Regions from separate parts of the Homo sapiens genome. Here region 1 is linked to region 2. A link is a contact called in ENCODE Hi-C or POLR2A ChIA-PET data. All regions are on one chromosome and are shown on one strand. Each heading gives the region's core, a stretch centred on a gene start or an enhancer-like site at or near the end of the contact. The rest is flanking DNA. Distances are from core to core; before and after follow the strand shown.

The links. A loop is a pair of places that touch in the nucleus more often than their neighbours do. ChIA-PET counts read pairs that join two places held with the same protein, here RNA polymerase II (POLR2A). Pooled maps may share reads with other maps.
Region 1: a loop to region 2 is called in a pooled map, with 3 times the contacts of the local background. The contact joins two enhancer-like sites. A Hi-C loop is called at or near these places in 1 of 168 maps with a recorded cell type or tissue (PC-9) and 3 of 50 pooled maps. POLR2A ChIA-PET finds 5 or more read pairs at or near these places in 1 of 52 experiments (OCI-LY7).

What each region holds. Positions count from the first base shown.
Region 1 is chr2:43,130,656-43,133,355 of GRCh38, reverse strand. It overlaps LOC105374570 (a long non-coding RNA gene), which reads right to left. Exons shown (of 3, transcript XR_940018.3): 3 at 982-2,302. Among named protein-coding and RNA genes, the nearest start is that of LINC02580, 30 kb to the right of the region's middle. RefSeq lists enhancers at 1-84, 2,183-2,242 and a silencer at 1,643-1,692. Within about 2 kb of position 1,260, at least 16 of the 41 ENCODE cell types and tissues checked have a DNase peak (open chromatin) inside an H3K27ac peak, as active enhancers do.
Region 2 is chr2:43,454,568-43,457,422 of GRCh38, reverse strand. The region is part of intron 26 of THADA (THADA armadillo repeat containing); the gene reads left to right. Among named protein-coding and RNA genes, the nearest start is that of THADA, 140 kb to the left of the region's middle. Within about 2 kb of position 1,487, at least 4 of the 41 ENCODE cell types and tissues checked have a DNase peak (open chromatin) inside an H3K27ac peak, as active enhancers do.

The DNA.
Region 1 (2,700 bases), core at 11-2,510, 320 kb after region 2:
CGACACCCCACAACCCCTCCTTCCTGGAGCCTCAGTTTCCTCAAGTATGAAAGGGGATAAAAAATGCCCACATCTCAGGATTAACATCAAGCAAGGTCTTAGATGAAAAGCACCTGGCCCATGGCAGCCGAGAAGGCTAGTTATTATTACTGCTATTGGTGTTATTGCCCGCACCCTGCACCTGCTGAGCACCTGCATGTTCCTCTGGGTTCCCGGCAGGGTCTAAATGCCTAAACTCACATCAGGTGTTAGGGAAGTTGTGTTGACCAGGGTGGACTCTGATTAACCTTCCACCTCCTTGCCTTGGGCTCTTGGAGCTGAGAGGGAGCACCATGGCTGGAGTCTGAGTGTGGCTGGCCCTCACTCAAAACAGCCTGAGTGAAGGAGGAAGGAAGAGAGGTTGAACTGAGTGGCTTGGGCCCCAAAGGATGTTGAAAGCTAGGCCGCGGAGTGACAGTTCTTGGGGGCCCCACTGTAGCTCCCTGCCCGCCCCACCGGCTGCTGTCAGTGGGAAGTGCACAGGCCCGGGGTGGGTAGAGGTAGGGTCCCAGCCTGGGCCAGCTCCCCGGGCCCTGCCACTGCAGACCTGGGCAGCCACCAGAGCTTTGCGTCTTGGGGTCAGCATTGCCTTCTCCAGGCTCCTCCAGTGGAAGCCGCCTCCTCACCGCACCCCCAGGCCCCACCTCGCCCCACCTCACCCCACCTCGCCCCACCTCACCCCACCTCGCCCCACCTCACCCCACCTCGCCCCACCTCACCTAGGCGCAGCCCCAGAAAATATCTATGAAGCACTCACTTCATAGATAGCACCTGTGCCAGGTGGTTTCAGTTCCACAACCTCATTTAATCCTCCACAATTCCCTGACATTTTATAGGAAAGAAAACTGGCTCAGAGAGGCTGAGTAACCTGCTCAAGATGACACAGCTTGTGGGTGGCTGAGTTGGCCTTCCAACCCAGATTCCTGTCATGTTCCTCAAGCCGACAGGTGGGTGAATTTGTGCTGGAAGAGACTATGCGACTAGGCCTCTTGTTTGTTGGGGGAAGAAATAGACACCCTGCACTGGGAATTGAGCGCCCCAGGCCATGCCGCAGGCTCCTGGCAGAACCAGGACGGGTTATAGAAACTTCTTTTGGCATTGGGTGCCAATGGGAGGGGCTCTGCCGGGAAGGCTTCCTCCTTTGCTGCCTCCAGGTCTCCCCTCAGAGGCCACCTCCCCACAGAGAAGCCTTTCTGGCAGTCCTAGCTGAAGTAGGGCACTATCACCCTCTATCCTGGGCTGGCTTTAGTTTTCTTTGTAGCACTTATTGTCACTTGCAGTTTTATGTATCCAATTATTTATTTATTGGTTCTCCCCCATGCTAGAATATGAACTCCATGAGCTCCAGGAGGGTCTGTCTTGTTCCCTTGCCTAGAATAGTACCTTGCACAAACGCCACAATTTTTTTGTGGAATGAATGAATGAGAGTGTCAGGTGATAAAGAAGCAAGCATACATGGGGGAAAGTTTGGTGTGATAATTCTGGTGGAGGAGGGAACTGAGAAGTAATTTACAAAAGGGAAGGGGCAGGGCCACTGTGGACAGCCATAGCATCTGGCACGAAGACTGCCAAGTGAATGGTGCCCCCTGCAGTTGGACAGTTCTCAACTTGGACAACAGTCCATGGTGCCCTTAAGGGTGGGAAGGGACCATCCCCTCAGCAGGGACTGAGGGAGAAGGGAGCCATGAATGGGGCAGGTCTGCAGGTGCCCTCAGCGGGAGGAACAGGCTGTTCCCTCTGTAAGGACGCCACGTGGTTGCGGTTAGCAGTTTGCCATCCGGTGTTGTCTCCACAGACAGTTGTCCAACCAGGGAGGGGGCTACTGCTCTGCTGTGAGCAATCGCTAGTACCTGGAGCACCCAGCAGGCTTCGGGCAGGAAAATCACCTGACACACCCCACAAACACACACCAAACACTGTGGACAAAGATAATCGCACAGGCAGAGGGGGGCTGTTTCCTGAGCCAGCCCCGGGCTCAGAGGTGGAGGACACTGTGTACTGAGGTCTCTCCCCTGAGCAGGGGCCTCGGTGAGGAACTTGTCACAGCTCTGTGGCCTGCCCCCCTTCCTCCTCCCCAGCCCCACAGGCTGGGCACAACAACAATCACCTGGCGATCGCAGGCCGTCTTCAGTGAGTCACCCTGCCCACAGTGAGCCTGGCTGGACGATGTTATCAGCTCCCCTGCTTACTTAATTCCTTGGGTGACATCACCACCGCCTCCGTCTTCTCCTTCTCGGCACTGTAGCCTGCAGCCTGGCATATCCTGGAAGGGAAGGCGGTGGAGGTCTCTTGCCAGAAACTACCAGGGCAGGTAAATTGGAACCTTCAGTTCCTTGACCTTTAGCCCCAAGGGGCTTGCCCTAGTTTCTTGCTTTGCACACAGGGGCCTCAGTTTACCTCCCAGGAGATGCTGTCTGCAGTGAAGCCCTGGGAAACACATGGCACCTCTACTCTGTGCTCATTCCCTCTCTCCTTGTGCAGAGGGGGTTTCCTGTTGGACAGAGGCCAAGCTGCTTGCCCTTCAATGTGTCCAAGTTTATCCTGGGGTTGTACCCCCAAGTCCAGCCTAAGTTCTGTCTCGCGTGGACACAGCTGCCTCCGAGCCTCTGTGATGGGCCTTTGGGTTCCCAGGCTCTCCCAGGCTCAGATGGGGCAGCCCTG
Region 2 (2,855 bases), core at 238-2,737:
TGTTGTAATTACAAATAATTATGAGAAATACGGTTTCCTTTTCCAAGAAGCAAATAAACTTGTTATTGAAGCATCTGCACCTCTTTGTGTATATGTTCACAGAAGTGTCTACTTTTACTACTAGAATGGGCACATCAAAACCAAATATTGGTATCTTATTATGTGTGAGTAGGAGAGTGAGAGTAGCATTGTGTATACCGCCATTTTCATCTCCTTTAATCACCTCACTCACTGTGCATGTGTGTGTGTGTGTGTGTGTGTGTGTGTGTGTGTGTGTGTGTGTGTGTGTAGATATCCTAAATACGTTTTTTCTACCGATGTGGAACATTCTATCCCACTTCATAGCTGTCTTCCTGGCCTTTGGCACGTGTGTGCACACACACACACGTATATAAAATTTAGTGTTTGATTCCTTCAAAGTATAGGTGTTAATGTATTCAGAATGCTGTGTAAAATTTTTTATGCCAGACCTAAATTTTATTCATGCTTTCAATGCCTGTACTTTGTGTATTTTTAAAAGCTATTTGCATTGTAAGTTTGAAAGTGAGTTATGTTCTCTGGTGTACTCTTAGTATCTTAGTATCTTGAGTGTGTTGAACTTAATTGTAATTTATACTAATTTCCTCTCTATTCCTTTCATCTCATCTTTAAAGTGCTGAGGGAAAGGAAGAGGACTTGGTGGCAAGAGCCAAGACAAAAGAACAATGTGTGTGTAATTTGTTCAGAAGGTACAAAGTTAGATTTGTGATTTGTTGATGCATTATCTCATTTCTCAAGTAATTCCACTAAGTAGGCACTATTATTCCCATTTTATAGAAAACAAAATGTAGTGACAGAGCGAGACTCTGCTTAAAAAAAAAAAGAAAAGAAAAGAAAATGTAAAATTATTTAGCAAGGTTGAATGAATCACCCAAGGTTACACTGCCACTGTGTGGTATTCCTCTGGTCAGGCTGGTTCTAGACCTTTGCTCTTTCTCTACTTTGCATTTCCTCATTCCCACCCCACCACAGAATAAATAATCTGTGGAACATGGTTTCACATTCTATTCCATGATGTAGTAGCAGCCTTTTCTAAAATGAAATGCTGTGCATATTATTATTTTTTAATTGCCATTGGAAGTAGGCTGAATGTAGTCAGATAAATAGTATTTGAACTGCCTTAGTTTATGTGGAATATTACCTTTGTCTGAATGCATGACTTTTTTTAAACTTTTAATGTGATTTTATAATTTAGATGAGTATTTGCCTTAACAATGATGAGTTTTGCACATTTTTAAGACTACTTGGAGGTATTTATATACCTCAAATATTTACTAGGAAGTATCTTTGCAAGGTTAGGTAAAACATTTTACCAAATGAGTTTCAATGAGTCTCTGTTGGGAAAGGTTAAATAGCACTGTAGCGTAGTCTTTTGGCAATCGAGCAGTTCGTCTGCACAAATAACAGTGAATATAATTGATGGTCTTAGTAATAAGGTCATAAAGTCAAAAAGAGCTACCACAGTGTGGTCAACGTTTTGACCATAAGGAACAGAATGTAAAAGTTGGTTAGCTGGAAGGATTTCCTGCCTCCTTAGTAACTATTGTGTCTCTGTTTCCTTAGTCATAGCTGAATTGAGAAGAAGAGAAAAATCTTTTAATTCTGCATTTAGAATTGATGTTTTTCAGATTTACATAGTGGAAAGCGTGTTTGGATGAGTATAAGCCAGAACCTAACCTATCCTTTGCATAAATGCCTTTCTGCAATACTGCTTATTCAGGATAGGCTTCTCTTGTGTCTTCTTGTTAGCCTGCTCTCTAACCCTTGTTTTACACATTATAGCATTTAATATGCTCCTGTTTTTAACTGACAGAATTACTCTTTGCATTGTTGTGTGTGTTTGTGTGTGTGTGTGTGTGTGTGTGAGAGAGAGAGAGAGCGAGAGCACGTGCTTATGCAAGAGAGAAAGTGTGTTTGTATGACGGACAGAAGTACTACAGGCATACCAAGAAACAGCTGCCACCTAAAATTTATAATCAACAATAGAAAGAAAAATAGAGATTTTTTAAAAACGGGAATTCCGTAGAAGCAGGTATACTGTAATATAGGGAACAGATGGAAAAAAAGTAAGTTACACTCTCAGGGAGGTGAGATGAAATTAAGAGCAATCTGTGAATAAGAAGGAGCTTTAGAAAATTAAAAAATATGATAGCCCAAGTAAAAATTTCAGTACATACTAGGGAAGACAGTAAAAGGACACTGCCAGAGATTGACCTAGAGAGAGGGAGATGGAACATGGGAGAGAAAAAATAAGATTAGAGGATTATCAGGCAGTTGAACATTCAACTTACAGAAGTTCAGAAAGGAGAGCAGAGCAAAGTGAGGGCAGAAAATTATCAAGTAGCTTAAGAACATGTAGAACTAAAGAACATGAGTCCTAGTACAGTGAATGAAAAATGATTCACCCCAAGACTCGTCATTTCCAAAATTTTGTGAAGTGAGAGAAAAAAAAAACAGCTCATATACAGAGAATTAGGAATCAAAATGACAGTGGACTTAGAAGTTAATGGAGCATTGCCTTCAAAATTCTGAGGGCATATGATTTGCTTCTTATTCGTATTTAACTTAACTGTTAATCACACTTGGAGCTAAAATAGAGTGTACTTTTATTTTAAAAGTTTTCTTTTAAATTAAGGACAAGGAAAATATCTTTCTCTTTCTTTCCAGGACATACATGAATACAGCACCTAAGTATTTTTTAAAAGTTAGTTGCCAAACAATATTGTTTAACATAACCATGTATGTGTAATTTAGTGTGTGTGTGTGTGTGTGTGTGTGTGTTTAGACAGGGTCTCCTTCTGTCACTGAAGCTGGGG